Linked DNA regions of Homo sapiens: all the other regions are linked to region 2. Evidence: chromatin loops called from intact Hi-C (ENCODE). Cell type or tissue: ascending aorta. All regions are shown on one strand. Each heading gives the region's core, and the rest is flanking DNA. Links, peaks and the distances in the headings are about the cores only.

Evidence for each region. Hi-C counts contacts between places; a loop is a spot of excess contacts. Peaks named below come from ENCODE experiments on the same cell type or tissue, not always from the same donor. Only the 100,000 strongest peaks of a DNase experiment are listed, where the experiment ranks them.
Region 1: it touches region 2 in a loop (2.1-fold over the local background); 4 of 110 quality-filtered maps call a loop at or near these places.
Region 3: a loop joins it to region 2, with 3 times the contacts of the local background. A loop is called at or near these places in 2 of 110 quality-filtered maps.

What each region holds. Positions count from the first base shown.
Region 1 is chr11:118,904,193-118,909,619 of GRCh38, forward strand. BCL9L (BCL9 like) reads right to left here. Exons shown (of 10, transcript NM_001378213.1): 4 at 4,078-4,463; 5 at 3,291-3,410. Among named protein-coding and RNA genes, the nearest start is that of MIR4492, 3.8 kb to the right of the region's middle. RefSeq lists enhancers at 3,271-3,340, 5,069-5,427. In ascending aorta, for the core only: CTCF peaks have their summits at 2,987 (motif pointing right) and 3,199; a DNase peak (open chromatin) is centred at 2,999; H3K4me3 peaks cover 1,153 bases; H3K27ac peaks cover 5,000 bases.
Region 2 is chr11:118,618,549-118,623,975 of GRCh38, forward strand. All of the region lies in intron 4 of PHLDB1 (pleckstrin homology like domain family B member 1), which reads left to right. Among named protein-coding and RNA genes, the nearest start is that of PHLDB1, 14 kb to the left of the region's middle. RefSeq lists an enhancer at 1-5 and a silencer at 2,799-2,888. In ascending aorta, for the core only: no CTCF peak of the experiment used is centred there; DNase peaks (open chromatin) are centred at 523, 1,053, 2,723, 4,593 and 1 weaker place; H3K4me3 peaks cover 4,297 bases; H3K27ac peaks cover 4,994 bases.
Region 3 is chr11:119,313,254-119,318,680 of GRCh38, forward strand. MCAM (melanoma cell adhesion molecule) reads right to left here and starts at 3,877. Exons shown (of 16, transcript NM_006500.3): 1 at 3,782-3,877; 2 at 1,886-2,010; 3 at 1,580-1,787; 4 at 1,426-1,496; 5 at 1,236-1,323. The coding sequence starts at 3,848. RefSeq lists an enhancer at 1,868-2,563 and a silencer at 4,156-4,215. In ascending aorta, for the core only: a CTCF peak has its summit at 2,413; DNase peaks (open chromatin) are centred at 2,518, 2,968, 3,808 and 4,228; H3K4me3 peaks cover 5,000 bases; H3K27ac peaks cover 5,000 bases.

The sequences.
Region 1 (5,427 bases), core at 120-5,119, 290 kb after region 2:
CAGTTTGGGCGGTAGAGGCGGGCGGATCACCTGAGGTCATGAGTTCAAGACCAGCCTGGCCAACATGGTGAAACCCCGTCTCTACTAAAAATACAAAAATTAACTGGGCATGGTGGCGCATGGCTGTAATCCCGCTACTCAGGAGGCTGAGACATGAGAATTGCTTGAACTTAGGAGGTGGAAGTTGCAGTGAGCCGAGATCACACCATTGCACTCTAGCCAGGGCGACAGAGCGAGACTGTCTCAAAAAAATAAATAAATAAATAAAAATAAGAAAGAAAAAACAGTTAGAAAAAGCTGACATACTGGAAACACTCTCAAGACAGACCAGCTGCCCTCAGCACCAAGGGAAGTTTTGTTCCATGGTTAGACACTTGACTGTAAGTCTTAGCGTAGAAAAAAATCTACAACGGGTCTAGGTGAGTGGGTAGACCCATTCGCATGCCAAGAAAAGCAAGTCACAGTTCCTGGCCCGCAGACAGTAAGTACCAGCATTCTCAGTTAATGGGAGACAGATTGCCTGAAGTTGTCTCCATCCAGCCAGGGCAGTGACCACCTTCCCATGGGCCCAGTGTCAGGCTGCCCTCTTTGGAAAAAGTTTCTTCTGCACCTTCTTCTCTGATGGACCCACCCCAAAACGGCCCTGCTCTGGACCCTATCTATCCAATTTTACATAGAAGAGCAGAGCCAGAAATTTGCGGGGGAGCTTGAGAGCTGACCTCAATGTGTGAAGGCTGCTGAGTAGCTCTTGGATACGAGCTATGGGGAGACAGGCAGGGCTTAGTCCAACAAGGAACTTTCTAGTACAATAACAATGATAAAAGCTAACATGTTACATGTATAACCTCATTTACTCCTCATACCAACCCTATGAGATAAATAATACTTTTACAGATGAGGAAACTGAGGCCCTTTCCCAAATTTACAGAAATAACCTGGGTTGCAAACGAAGGCAGCCTGATGGCAGAACTAGTCCTGTCAATGTCTACGTTCTATCGCCCCTCCAGTAAGAACTCTTCAAGAATCTAAGGGCAGGCCGGGCACGGTGGCTTATGCCTGTAATCCTAACACTTTGGGAGGCCGAGGCGGGCGGATCACTTGAGGGCAGGAGTTCAAGACCAGCCTGGCCATAATGGTGAAACTCCATCTCTACTAAAAATACAAAAATTAGCCAGGCGTGGTGACGCATGCCTGTAATCCCAGCTACTTGGGAGGCTGAAGCAGGAGAATTACTTGAACCCAGGAGGTGGAGGTTGCAGTGAGCCGAGATTGTGCCACTGCACTCCAGCCTGGGCAACAGAGTGAGTGAGACTCTGTCTCAAAAAAAAAAAAAAAAAAAAAGAATCAGGCCGGGTGGCTCACGCCTGTAATCCCAGCACTTTGGGGGGCTGAGGCAGGTGTATCACCTGAGGTCAGGAGTTCAGGACCGGTCTGGCCAACATGCTAAAACTCCACCTCTGCTAAAAATACAAAAATTAGCCAGGCGTGGTGGCAGGTGCCTGTAATCCCAGCTACTCGGGAGGCTGAGGCAGGAAAATCGCTTGAACTCAGGAGGCAGAGGTTGCAGTAAGCCGAGTTCGTGCCATTGCACTCCAGCCTGGGCAACAAGAGTGAAACTCCGATTCAAAAATAAATAAATAAATAAATAAATAAAAGAATCTAAGGGTAGTACGACTAAAATAGTCGCCTTGAGTATGGGATGTTAGCAATTTCTACTTTGTATTTCCCTATGTTTGCCAGGCACAGTGGCTCACTCCTGTAATTCCAGCACTTTGGGAGGCCAAGGCATGAGGATCGCTTGAGACCAGGAGTTCAAGATCAGCCTGGGCAACATGGCAAGACTGTCTCTACAAAAATTAGCCAGGTGTGATACATGCCTGAGCCCCAGCTACTTGGGAGTCTGAGATGGGAGGATCACTTGAGCTCAGGAGTTTGAGGTTGCAGTGAGCTGTGATCACACCACTGCACTCCAGCCTGGGTGTCAGAGAGAGACCCTGTCTCTAAACAATAAATAAATAAAACTCACAAAGTTTCTACAATGGTGCAGTCTGATGTGACATAAGTGAACTGGAGGTGGTGGCTATGGGGGGAGGTGTCTGGTCTGGGAAGCAGTAAAGGCTTCTATCATCAAAGGGTTCAGCCAGAGGCTTGGCGACCACCAGGTTAGTCCCACGGGGGAGAGAGAACTGATACAGGATGGTCTGTGAGGTTCCAGCTAGCTGTAGAGGTTTGGTATTTGACCCTCTACACCCCTGTCACAGACATAGTCTGCTCACTCCATAACATTTGCTGACTCTCTCTCCTCCTCTGTAATTGGCATCATGATAACACTGACCTCACAGGGCTGTTGTAAGGATTAAATAAAACAGAGTAGCAAAGTAGCCAATGTACTCTTTTCTTTCTTCTTTCTATGGTCCCTGCCTTCAAGGAGTTCACAATTTAATAGTCTCTGGCTAGTTTCTTTTTCTTCTTTCTTTACTTCTTTCCTTTCTTTCTCTCTCTCTCTCTTTTTAGAGATGGGGTCTCCCTATGTTGGCCAGGCTGTTCTTGAACTCCTGGGCTCAAGCAATTCTCCGGTTTCAGCTCCCCAAATTCTGGGGATTACAGGTGACAGCCACCACACCCAGCCTCTCTGGCTAGTTTCTTATGTCTCTCTCCTCAAAAAGATGTAAACGTAAACTTTGAGGGAAAAAAAATATGTACAAGCTTCCCAGGGGCAGGGGTTACATCTGGCTCTCCCCCATCACTCATGGAAGGACAAGATATAGGCGAATCCATAAAAGAATCAGAGGAGGAGTGGGCATCCCTCCACACCCACTTCTTGTCCTGGTGACACACCCTGGGTACTTGCCAGGAGTCAATTAGAGGTTAGGGAAGGGCACTAGAGACACGGCCAAGTGGCAACTCACACCCAGGCTTAGCAGGGCTTTGCACAGCAGAGCCAACTGCCCGGCTCCCAGTGTCCCTGGACGCTTCACCGCCCTCCCTCCACTAACCAGTAGGTGGCAGCATAGGCCAGGAATTCACAGGTAGAGGTGCAGGTGACGTGACCAAGAAGGAGGCCACTCCACTCTGCCCCACCTAGGGTCCCTAGGGAGAGGGGGTCACTGAGCACCTGGAAGGCAGAGGCGAGGCAGTTGCAGTGTAGGGAGGGACAGAGTCTGAGAGGTAGGATGGGAGAGAAAAATCCAGGACTCCCAGTCCTCACTTCTTTCCCAGGCTCAGTCCTCTCAAGTCCATCCCCCAGGAACATCACGGGCTACAGCACCCTGGCATCGACAGGCACTCACTGTGGGTGGCCCCAATGGGCTTGTCGTCCTCCTCACTGTCCGGTCCAGAGCACCATTCGTCCCCACTGTACGGCTGCTTCCGCTCCAGCACACAGCGCCGCTTACTCCGCGGCGCCACCTCTGCCCAGGCAGGACGGAGGAAAGAGTGAGTGCCTAGAGGCCCCATTATTCTCCCACACCCAGGGTCCCTCCCAGATCCATTCTCTAAGATGCCCCACCCTAGAGGGCACTGCCCAGGCCATGGTGGGCACTTCGCCAGCCCGTGGCCCCCACCACGCCACCATTTGTTTCTGATTTCTCTCTATAGCCCCATGCCTGTCTCCCCTCCCCCCCAACACCAAGTACAGCATAATCCCCAACCACAACTGGTTCTAATTAGGGCTGGAGGGGAGGGGGAGCTGCTGCTACTCTTCCAGGCCCCAGTGCCTGCTCCCAAAGGGCTCCCACCAGCCGGGATACGGAGGCTCCTGGAAGTGTGTGGGTCTGGGGTCTGCTCCTCACTCCATGGCACCTCCCTCTCCCCTTCTGGAGCTCTGGTGGGAAAGCAGGAGGGGAAGGAGTCCAGAAGTCCGACCACTCTGTGTGGCCCCTCCATGGGTGGCATCATGGCCAACCCCAATCCCGAATGATCTGGTTGGTGGGTGTTGAAAGGTACCCATGCAGAAATACTGGAGAAGAACGTGGGATGAGGACTGGACAAGCAGGGAGCAGAGAGGTGATCTCCCAGAACATCTGAGCCTTGGACTATGGGAGATGCTAGGGTCTTAGGGATGAGGAAATGGGGTACCTTTGGCCTCTGAATCCAGGGATGGGGTCCCAGCCTCTCGCTGCTCTCCAGAGTCCACAGACACACTCCGGTCCCTCTTCACCTTGCCCTTGAGCGAGCTGAAAGGGGGCACCCCTGCCTGGGGGTTCTTCAGACTTGAGTTGCTAGGCGAGATCTGGTTGGCCTTGGCCCCATGGTTCCCCGCCCCCACGCCCTTCGAGCCCACGTTGCAGGTGGGTCCTTGGTTCACATTCTGGTGCTGAGATTGGGCCCCGCCATTCCCTGTCTTGCCATGATTGGTCAATTTATTTTCTGGGTGCATTGGCTTGGCTGGGGCAGGGGGGCAATGACCGCGGGGGGACAGCGGCGGGCTCCCTGGAGCTTCTCTCCTCCTGGGGTGGGGTAACCTGGGAGGAGGTGGGAGAAATGTGAAAAGTTAACCTTGCTAGGGGCTAGGCATGCCTGCAACTTAATTACCCCATCCTGCCTCCCCTAACAATGGGGGAGGGTGGGGGGAAGGGGTGGTATCTCAAGACCACCACCAGCTATTCTCTACCTCCCTCCATGGCTTCCTCAGACAAGGGCTGAAGCCCTCATCCACCTTGGGGAGTGGAGATGGGGAAACCCTCCACCCCCTAGCCTCCACAATTTGAATGGAAACCAGGGCCTAGAGTTGGCAGAATTCACCCACCTCAGCCCCAAAACACCCATCAGCCTGCAAGCTTCTGTGGCAACCCTGTCCTCTGTATCAGACTTAAGCATCCTCTCTTCTAAGATCTGCTGTCTTCAGACTCCTTCCAAGGTCTCAAACCTCAACTCCCATATGTCCCAACACCAGCAGAGAAGGGCCACAGGACCTGGGGTCACTGCACATGCCCGGGTCTCATTCCCCAGGGACAGTGGGAAAACGCACACCAGGGAGTGCTACCCACTGGTCCAGACAGCTGGAGGGGAAGGCCTGAGGAGGGGGGCTTGGCAGGCCAGGCCGGCAGGCAGAAGCAGGAGGAAAGGGGGAGGGGAGCGGTGTGTCAAGCAGATGGGGAGTGTAGCTTGAAGCCAAGGATTCCTGCAGCCTAGGCTGCGGGCCCTTTAAGCTCCAGCCCGCTCCCCCCGCCGCCTCCCCCTCCCCGGAGACCTATTAATAGCCGCTGGAAAGATCACATCACGGGAGAGGATATTTATCCCCCCTCATTCCACACCAGCTCAGATTTATTTCAGCTCTGCTGTCCTGCTGCTGCCGCCTGGCCCTGTCTGCCGGCTTCTCCGGGGAGGGGGGAGGGAGGCAGGCACCGCCCCCTACTCCAGCTCCCACCTCCAGCTAGACTGAGGCCAGAGGCGGCCTTCGGACCCCACAGTAGGGTGGGAGGGGGT
Region 2 (5,427 bases), core at 259-5,258:
TTTCCTTGTGTTTATCGATCAGTGTGTTCAAGTGGGCGGCAGGGGTGAACTCAGGACTGATGGTACCAAAATGTCTGTGTGTGTACTCCTATGTGTATATGAGACCCCACTAGTCATATGCCTATCTGTGAGCATATATACAAGACGATCATTTTCCCTACCTTGTTCCCCTAATCTGGCCTTGTAGACGGGACCCTCCTCTTTCAAAAACAAGGGCTACTCTGGGAATAACAAGGAGTGTGCTTTGGCCTTAGATGCATCATTCTGGGCACTGTGCCCAGCCATAGGCAACTTGGAGAGACACACTTCATGACAAGCAGAGATGGCAGTGACAGGCTCTTCCAGCAGGAATATGCCTGGGCCAGGGGAAAGGGGAGGCAGGCAGAAAACAGATGCCAACCTTTAGCACAGAGCTATGAACATAGGAGCATGAAGTGAGGGAGCCAGGAAGGTCCTGATTCCACCCCCTGTACCCAGGCATCTCGGCACATCCCACATTGCCCTCTTCTCTACAGAGCAAGGGGTGGAGCTGGGAATAGGACCAAGGGAATGAGGAGGAATCTCAATCTGGGTCTAGGCTGCCCCACCCTGGGACCACAGCGCCAGACCACATGAAAGATCTGGGAGGGAACCAAGCAGGGGAGGACCCAGAAAGCCACCAGCTCAGGGCCCAGGCTGTCTAGACAGTAGGTCCCCATCCACTCCTAGCATTTCCTCCGAGCCCTGGTCTCCAGTCTCCTTCATTCCCTAAGCCTCTCACTGGTGGGTAGGGGCTTGTGTGAGGGCCAGCAGAGGAGTGTGGCTGGGGAGCCGGATCTCTGGGTTATCCAGCTGCCTCTCTCTGGGATCTAGGACATTCAGCCTCTTTTTTTTCCCACCCAGTTATTCCATCTGTAAATTGGGAGTGAAGCCTTCAACCTTTTTCTGTTATGAGACTGATAACGATCTTGACTAATAAAGCTCAAAAGAAGGAGGGCAGAGCAAGGCTCCCAGCTTCCCACTTCTTTGTGTCTGCCTCCTGCCCTATTTCTCATTGGCGGGCATCCTCTGTGTCTGCCTAGGTCTATCCAGCTGGCCCTCACAGTTTCCAGACCGATGAATCACTCTTCCTGAGGAGATTTTTTTTAAAGCCTCCCTTCATTTTGCATTTGACCCTATATGGTTCTTCCTTTTTCCTCAGAAGGGAATAAGATACGTGTGCACATGTGAGCGTGTGCATGTGTATGCATATAGTTGGCAGCATGGGTGAGTGGGCTAGTGGGCTGTTTAGCAAGAATGGAAAACTTGCCTGATTATTCATCTAAGAGGTTGATTTTATTTCAGAGTTTCTCCAGGGACTAAGTGAAAGGAAAGCTATGCCTGGGTGAGTGTGTAACTAAAAGGAGTTGTCTGGGGGATGTGTGCATGAGAATAAAGGTGTGTGAGAGACAGTGTGTTTAATGAGGGTGTCTGTGTGACTCAGAGCATGCAGAGATGAAGTAGTGTCAGTGTGACTGAGCAAGTGTTGGTGTGTATCTGAGAGACACTGTGTCAGGCTGTGTGAGCTGCTGAGAGCATAAAACATTGTGTCCCGTAAGGCTCTGGTGTGCAGGGGCCAGGTCCCTGGAACAAGAGGAACTCTCTGGGGGACCTGGCTGGATGGTAGGTATTAATACCTGACTGGGCCGGGTGCAGTGGCTCACGCCTGTAATCCCAACACTTTGGGAGGCCGAGGCGGGCAGATCACCTGAGGTCGGGAGTTCGAGACCAGCCTGACCAACATGGAGAAACCCCATCTCTACTAAAAATACAAAATTTGCTGGGTGTGTGGTGGCGCATGCCTGTAGTCCCAGCTATGGGAGGCTGAGGCAGGAGAATCGCTTGAACCCCGGAGGCGGAGGTTGCAGTGAGCCGAGATCGCACCATTGCACTCCAGCCTGGGCAACAAGAATGAAACTCCATCTCAAAAAAACAGAACAAAACAAAACAAAACACCTGCCTGACTCAGAATCTCAGCCTGACTTTGCGGGCTCCAGATATCTGTTTCCCAAGTAGGATGGGTACCTTATTGGGGTCGGAGGGCTCTTTGCTGGGTCTAGCACAACTGGATGTTGTGGCTGGGGTGCGGGCTGGCTCCCAGGGGCCCAGGAAGTGGGCTGGCCGGAAAGGGCAGTGCCTTGGTCCACTCTGGGTCATGAGTTGAGCTATGGGGAGTGGGGCCGGAAGAGGAGGTGTTTAGGGTGGAGACAGGAGGTGGGCTGAGTGCTTGCATTGTACAGAGCACTGCTTTGGCCTGAACTCCCAGCCCAGGGTGACCTTGTTACAGTGGCAGCCTGAGGGCCAGAGCAGGACCCAGTGACCTAGCTGGATCCTGTAGAGCCCCTGCTCTTTTCCTCTCCCTCTCTCTCTCAGATATGGACCCATGGAATGTCAGAGTTGACTTTCTGTAGATAAGGAAGCCGAGGCCAGAGGGTGTGACTGGCCCAAGGTACTACAGCCAGTCAGGGCCGGCCAGCCCAGCTGCCACTGACCTCTTACCACAGGGGGCTGGGAATGAGACCTGTCCTTTGCTTGGCCTCACTCCTGCCTCCTGGCTCTTCACTCTGGCCTCTGTACTTACCTCTCACCTTTCCTTCACTCAGTCACCTCCCTTGAACCTTTCCTTCCCGCCCACTTTTCTTCCTGCCCTCGATGCAGGATCCCAAGCCGGCTCCCTTTCTGCATCCTCCCGCCCCGCCCTCTCCATCCAGCTCTCCACTCGTCTCCTCCATCACTTCCTCTTCCCCTCCTCCTCTCCTTTGTCCCTCCCTCCCTGGCTCCCTTCCCCCGCCGCTGGTGGCCGGCCCGCCCCTCCCCGGGCATTGGCGGCTGCTCGCTGCCTCGCTGCTCGCTCCGAGCCTAGAGCCGGCAGCTCGGGAGGTCGGCCCGCCCCCTCAAAGGCTCCGGGCGGGCCCGGGACCTGGAGGGCCCGAGCTAGCGGGGGCGAGCGGTCCGGAGGTCCGGTTTCGGCGGTGAGTCCTCAGCCCCGGGCCAGCCACAGTCCCCAAGCAGCCAAGCTTGGAGAAGCTCAGACTGGGAGGGGCGTCTTGAGGAGGGTGGGCGGGAGGAGGTGCATGGGGTCCTCTGACCTTCTTTGGGAGCTTGAGGCTGAGAGACTCGATTGTGTGTGTTCCCTGAACATTTCTAAATGGGGATTCTGGGCTTGGGGGCACTTCTCAGCCGGTAGACCTTATCTTCTCCAGCGCTCCGGCAGTCCCCTCCTTAGGACCCACCTCCCTCAGATGGGGTTAAAGAGTCCTGGTTAGAATGAGGGGAGTCTACCTTATGGCCAAGGAGGGTCTCTGATAGGAAGGACCAAGGCCCTTCCTCCCATATTCCCTTCACTCGGTCTCCCTTTGGACAATCCATTCTATTTGTGTGACCAGGAGGGCAGTGACAGTAGCTCTGAGAGTGTGTGAGCATGTACGCCCATAAGTCTGTTGTGTTACTATGAGTGTGTATGAGTGTGAGCCTGTTTGTGTTGGTGTTTCTCCTCTGCATCTCTCACAGATAGGATTCACCCTCTCCTTCGCCCAGTTTTTCCCCTCCAGATGTGCAGCTCCTCCACCCACCTGCACACAGCTGGACCCTGATCCCCCCTGGGCATGGGGGACACTGATCATGACTTTGGCAGGATGGGCAGGGATTCCTGGGCTCCCTGAAAGGGCTGGCCTTTGCGGGTTGGGGTGGGAGTGGGCAGAGAGGAGGCTTCTTCCCAGAAACAGGCTGGCCAGACCCCTGGGGGCTGTAGGGGCCAGCATCAGGGCAATGCCTGAAGCTTCTGCATGCAAATAGAAAGTTAATTTGGGCAGGAGCTGGGCTGCTCTCAGTCCTGCTGCCCTCCTGCCCGCTCTATTAATACGGATCCAGCTCTGCTGCCTGGCATCACTATTTATAGCCCAGAGGCAGCATGGCCACACCCCCTTATGCCGGGGAGGGTGAAGGGCTGAGGAGGGGGCAGAAAACACACAGCTATAGGGGCCCAGGCAGAGGATCCCTAGATGCCTACATCCTACTTGGGTGGGCCTGGGACTGCTGGGCTGGAATCCACTCAGACTCCCTGCCTCCTTCCCAGCCTGGACTGTGTGGTCAGGCTCCTGATCCCTACCACCCACGACCCTGGGTTGAGTGGCTCTGTCTAGACCCTGTGAACTCATCACCAGTAGGCTTGTTAAATGGCTAAATGGAGGGGGAGGGGCTTGACAGGGCTCTTTCTGAAACAGCTGTGGTTGTAATTAGGTGGACAGTGTGGTTGGCTATTATTTATTCCAGTTTTGAATACTCTGGGATCCTCTTCTCTGATTGGTGACTTGGCAGGGAAGGCTCCCTCTCTCTCCTTTAGAATTGTTGGTGTCTGGCTGCCTGGGAGGGCCTTTGTGTATGCCAGGATAGTGAGTGGCTTTATCCACTATGGTTATCTGCCATGGGCTTCTCAGCCTACTAAACCCCCAACCCAAGCAATGCCCAGGATCCCAGGAACAGGCTCCTGAGCTTCTCAGTAAGGGACCTGCCAAGGTACTCACGTGGCCTGGGATGCCTCTTGCCCTTGCGGCCTGCCTGAGCTGAACTGTCTCAGCGTCCAGGAATGTAGACTTCTCTGCCAGTCTTAGCTCAGACTGGCGTGAAGCTTGGGGTGCCAAGTGGCACCAGATTGGGTAGACAGGAGGCTGAGGCCGGGGGCCAGGGGTGTGGACAAATTGGAAGGATTGGTGGTAGAGAGCAACAGGGCTCTGGCTTCTCCCAACATAGTATCTTCTGCAGTAGCCCTCCAGCACCTGGTGTGGCTGGGAGGTGGAGTTCTGCTAGCTACAGTTAGGCGCCTGTGGGCACATCTGCCACTGTGCACACTCCAGGTGCCCCTGGCTACATTTTCCAGCTCCCACATGCCCTCCCCCTCCAGGTACTCACACTTCCCGGGCAGGACTGGGCTTGTGTCTACTGCCTGGGAATGTGCTTGGCTGAGGCCGGGCCTGGTGGCCTAGTCTTGGCCTGATGCCAGGGGAGACCAGGGAGCATGCAGAGGGTGCTTAGTCAGAAAGAAAGGTGGTGGTCGCTCCCTAGACTTGCAGTGCACAGCTCTCCTAAGGTCACAAAACAAGAAAGAGTGGGAGCAAATTCAGGACCCCCCCGGTTCATCTGACTGATCCATGGTTTTTCCCCTTGTTCCCTATCTCAGTTTTTTTTTGTGACCCTGGAAGTTGCTGCCTCTCAGACTGACTCTTCTACCCTTCTACCCAAGGGGCAGATAGATGGATCATGGATACAGGCTGGGGTTGGGGGACAGGTGTGTCTGTGTTCTCTGAACATTTGTGTGTGTGTGTGTGTGTGTGTGTGTGTGTGTGTGTGTGTGTGAGACGGAGTTTCGCTCTGTTGCCCAGGCTGGAGTGCAGTGGTGTGATCTCGGCTCAC
Region 3 (5,427 bases), core at 109-5,108, 690 kb after region 2:
GCGTAGTATGGAAAACTTGGCAGTAAGCAAAACGATCAGTTGATCTAAATAGACTGACCCAGAAACATTGTATAAAAGAAATTGTCTAACAATGTATACCATACACCACCACTTAGACCAGGGTTTCTCAGCACTACTGATAATTTTTTTTTTTTTTTTTTCAGACAGAGTTTCACTCTTGTTGCCCAGGCTGGAGTGCAGTGGTACAATCTCGGCTCACCGCAACCTCCACCTCCCTCCCGGCTTCAAGTGATTCTCCTGCCTCAGCCTCCTGAGTAGCTGGGATTACAGACATGCGCCACCACGCCCGGCTACTTTTGTATTTTCAGTAGAGATGGGGTTTCTCCGTGTTGGACAGGCTGGTCTTGAACTCCCGACCTCAGGTGATCCGCCCACCTTGGCCTCCAAAAGTGCTGGGATTACAGGCGTGAGCCCAGCCAGCACTACTGATGTTTTAGGCCACGTTGATTCTTTATTGTGGGGGCTGTCCTGTGCCCTATAGGATGTTAGCAACATCCTTGGTCTCTCTACCTACTAGATGGCAGTAGCACCCCCTCTATGTGTGACAACCAAAAATATCTCCAGACATTGCCAAGTATCTCCTAGGAGGAGGGGGTACAAAATCACCCCTGGTTAAGAATGACTGATTTAGATAATAAAACACAGAAGCCTATATCATTCTAGAAATATTTCTATATATGAGCAAATACATAGAAATAGGCTTGAAAGAACACACCCTGATAGCAGAGATTATTTCTGGGAGGGGGGGTCTCAGGCAAGAAGAAACTTCTAGATTTTTTGTCAGTTTAAATTCTCATGAAAATATTTTCAAGTACCATTTGTATAATTTTTTTAAGTTAAAAGCTTAATGAAAATATAAGGCAGTTCCTGTGTAGTACCATAGGGACAGCTCTTTTTAAGAGATGGGGTCTCGCTCTGTCACCCAGGCCGGAGTGTGGTGGTGCAATCCTAGCTCACTGCAGCCTTCATTTCCTGGGCTCATATGATCCTCCTGCCTCAGCCTCCCAAGTATCTGGGACCACAGGCACACACCACCATGCCTGGCTAATTTTTTTATTTTCTGTAGAGACAGGGTCACCCTATGTTGTCCAAGGTGGTCCTGAACTCCTCACCTCCAGAGATCCTCCTGCCTTGGCCTCCCAAAGCACCGAGATTACAGGTGTGAGCTACCACACCTGGCCCAAGGGTGGCTTTTGGGAGAAAGGGCTACTCACGGTTCTTCTCCTCCTTCAGAGGCCGGCCATTCTTGTACCAGATGACTTGAGGAATGGGGTACCCGTTCCTCCCTACACAGGTAGCGACCTAAAGAGCACAGGGTGTGAGTCTCCCTGCCTCCGAGCCCCCTTCAAGCCCCATCTCAGCGGCTGCGCACCAGCTGCCCAGCCCACCTGCCACACATCTCACCTCCTCAGGCTCCTTACTGTTCACAGGGATGCCCAGGGGGTTGACCTGGATGTTTGGCTCCTCCGGAGCTTCTACAAGAAAATAGAAATGAGGGGGACATCTGGCCACGTCCCACCACCCTCACTACCCTGCTGGCAGACACAGGGTCACGCACTGTAGACGCGGAGCTGGATGCGGTACTCCTGGGACCGAGGGCGCTTGCCCTGGCACAAGAAGATGCGCTCGTCTTGGGGGGTGACTTGAGTCAGGGCCAGAGTAGCCCCTCTGTCCTGGAGGCTGAGCCGCTGCTCGTACTCCCCAGGTTCGCTCTGGCCCTGGCCCTGGCGCACACGGAAGATGAGCGTCCGCTTCTCCTTGTGGACCTAATGGGAGGAGACACAGAGGAGGAGAAGGGTCCTGGGCTACAAGAGGGGCAGAGTCTCCCTCCCCGGGCTGCTCTTGCAGGAGCCCAAGCACTCACAGAAAACCAGTCGACATGGCTGAGGTTGCCTTGGGACTGGGAGAGGCCGCACTTCAGAAGGGCTGTGCTGCCCACTTCCACCTCCACCAGCTCAGGCGCAGGCTGCTCAGCCTCTCCGGGCACACCTGGGGGAGGGAGGCGGGGCCCCCGCAGCTGTGTCAGCTCCGGCTGCTGTCCGCCCCTCCCCTCGCAGCGCTGCTGCAGCTGTTTTTCCTGCCACTCAGAGGGTCTGCAGAGGGCCCTGTCCTCTGAACGCTCTACCCCCACCCCGACCCGCGCCCCACCTGGGCCAGCCCTCTCCCCGTCCAGGAGATCCCAGGTCCTTGGAGCCAAGCAGAGATTGAGCAGAGACTGAGCACCGAACAGCTCCAGCTGAGGCTGGTAGAGGGGCAGAAAGGGGCAACCTAGGCTCGGGGCCAAGAGGAAGGCCCCTTTCCTTCCAGGCCCCCTCCTCTCCGGGTGAGCTCAGAGTGTGGGAATGCAAAGCATGTGCCAGGCTGGGGCACACAGGCCCTTTTGTGTCACCACCGCCAGGGGAAGACACCACTGCTCTATCCTCTGCCCTCCAAAATCCCTGCCCTCACTCCCCAGCGGGCTAACTCTGGCGGAAGTTCCGGTCTCATGCTCCCTCAGCAGCACCTCCATGAACACTCCGCACACACCCGCGGACCCCACCCTAGGTAGCTGGTAAGGATGGAGAGGTCAGAGTCTCCCCCAGGGGTCAGGGCAAGGGCCAGGCAGTGGGCAGGAGTGACGTCAGTGGTGCCAGCGTGCTGCCAGCCCTGTGAGGAGGTGATGTCACTCGACACCATCTGCCTGGGCTCTGGGATGCCTGGGTTGTTACCTTGGCTCTCGGACAAGGAGGGCAGGTGGAAGGTGGGGTCTCCAACCCAGAGCCTCAGACCCCTGACTCCTCCCAGAGCTAGAAGAGCAGGGCAGGGTGGAGCTGGACCGGCTGCAACTGTGGAGCCCGATTTAGCCCTTTCCCCAGAAATAAAGTCAGCCTGGGAGGCAGTAGCCTGGAATACCCCAGGGACATGGTTGGCACTGGGCATGAGGCCAGCGAGCTGGGTATTGCCTAGCCCTCCCCTTCCCCAGCCGGACAGCGGCTGGGACGGCGGAATGGGAGCCAAGAGAAACACGCGACACCGCTGCGGGCCATACAAGGGCAGCGTGGACCCGAGAGCGCCCTGCTACCAGGCGGATCCGGAGAAACGCTCCGAGGTGCCCGGGCGCACTTCCCACCTGAATGTGGTCCCCAAAATAAGCCAGCGGGCGCTTCCAGTATGGGAATCCTCCATCCCTCATCTCTGTCCCCTATGATCCCATCACTCGGGGAGGCGCGAGGCGACCCACACCGCCCCGCAACCCCTGCCAACGCCCAGCTCGGGCGGGAGCCGCCGAACCTCCCGCTCTCGCTCACCTCCAGCCTGGCGTGATGCCCAGGCAGAAGGGGGAAGGGGTGGGTCGGCGCACCCCCTCCAGCGAAGGAAGCTGCCTTTTCCAGCAACAGGCGGGCGCGGAATTCAGGCTTTGAGGATGCGCCCCAGCTGCGCCTCCTGCCCGGCTTCAATTGCGGGCCCCCAGAGTGAGCACCTCAGGGACCACCCACCCCCCAGCACCCCGAAAGGCTGAGCTCCACCCCTTCTCGTTCCCAGAAGCAGCCTCCTCCCCGCCTTCCGAGTGCTGCTCCCGGGATACTCTAGAATCCCGGCTGCAAACTGGCTGCAAAGAAGAGTTGCTCGCGCGCAAGGCGCCCGGGGATCGGGGACCCAGGGAGGAGGCTCGTCCTCCCAGACGCAACGCCCCGACCCCGCCGCGCCGCTGGCTCTGCTCCCTGGCACGCTCCACCGCAGACCCCTAGCCGGGGCGCGGCCCCCCTGCGAGCGAACTCACCCGCGACGCGAGGACAGCAGCAGCAGGCGGCGAGCAAGAAGGCGCAGACCAGCCTGGGAAGCCCCATGCTTCCCGGCCGGAGGGCGAGAGCCAAGTGAGCAGCTCGAGGCTGCCGGGGGCTGACGTCAGGGGGGCGGGGGAGGGGGCCCGGAGCGCCCGGGCCCGCCCCGCCCCGCGCAGCCCCCAGCCCCCGCCCCGCGCGCCGCAGCCCTAGGGGGCGGGCCCCGGCGCCGCCAGCCCGGGAGCTGCGCCTAGGAGCGCTGCCGGAGGTAGGCCAGAGCCGGACTCCCAGGCTCCTGGCTTGGGAAGGCTGAGGGGGTAGTGACAGGTGTCTCGGGGTCTGACTGGCCGAGGTGGCAGCGAGGAGAAGCTGTCCCGGATGCCCGGAGTCGCCCCGGGTCGAAGCCAGCCAGGCTCACCGCTGCTCAGCCCCTGCCAGCCAATGTAGCCCCTAGGGGACCTCCTGGGGGAGGAGCAGTAGCGGACCTGGTCCTCGGTGTCCCCAAGGGGCCTCCCACTTGGGCTCCCCTCCCTTGCCACAGAGAATTCAGGCCGGCCTCTATCGCTTCCCAGAACGATTGCACCACTGCCGCTGCCGCCGGCCTGACACTGCCTCAGCCTCAGTGCTGGCAGCTTTGGGAGAAGAACCCTGCGCCAGTCCCACAGACCCAGAAGTACCTGTATGGGGAGTGCAGACGATGCCTTCTGGGCTGTCCCTTCAAACGCAAGCTCCTGCAAGTCTAGCCTTTGACCAGAGAAAGGAAGGAGGGGGCTGAATTCGCAGGCCCAAGGTGTTCACACTTGTCCAGACCTGGGCCTTGAGAATCATGTTTCTTCCCTCTTCACTCTGGAGCCTACCCTGGAACTCAGTTTCCCCTCACCTAAGAGAAAGAAACAGGGAGAAGAAAGAGTTAATGGGCGAGGGTCCCCAGCCTGACCCTGCAAACCTGTTGCTGTTCCTGATGATTGAAAGGATCCCGGCAGCGCTGATCTTCCCCCACCCCATGTCTTCCCCAGCCCTATTGATTGTGGGTCCATAGCTGAGGGAAGAATCAAATCAGACCTGCTTGGGTGGGGAGCTCTGCAGCTCCCCTTCTCCCAAAACGCCGGCTTCTCCCTGGGTCTTCTGGCCTCTTGAACTAAGGCTCTAGGGAGGGGGAGGTGCTCTTGCCTCACTCTGACCCCAGCAGCCTGGCCTCAGAAAAGGGGTCCACATCTGCTGGCGCGCCTCCACCAGGGAGTGCCAAATAGGGGCCTGGATTTGGGTAGAGGTCTGTTGCCCAGCGGGGCCACCCCTTTGCTCGCTGGGGGAGGTGGAGGGTGAGCCAGCAAACCCTGGAGATGGCCAGGTGACTTGAGAGCATGCTCCGGGGTGGCGTTTTGATGACGCAGAGATGACTGGAAAACCACACCAGGCTTGTCTTTCAGAGCCTTCTCGACCCCTCCTCCAATGCCATTAGTCTCCAGCCAGAGGCTGTGCAGAGCCCAGGCCCACCGGGCCAGGGGCCTGGAGCCTGGAGCCTGCAGGGAGAACAAGAGGAGGACGCTGGCTCGCCCTCCAGAGTGAATGTATGGACTGGCCCCAGGCCCAGAGCTGACTAGATGAGAATGTTTTGTCTGCTGGGCTGGAGTGGGAATGGCTGAAG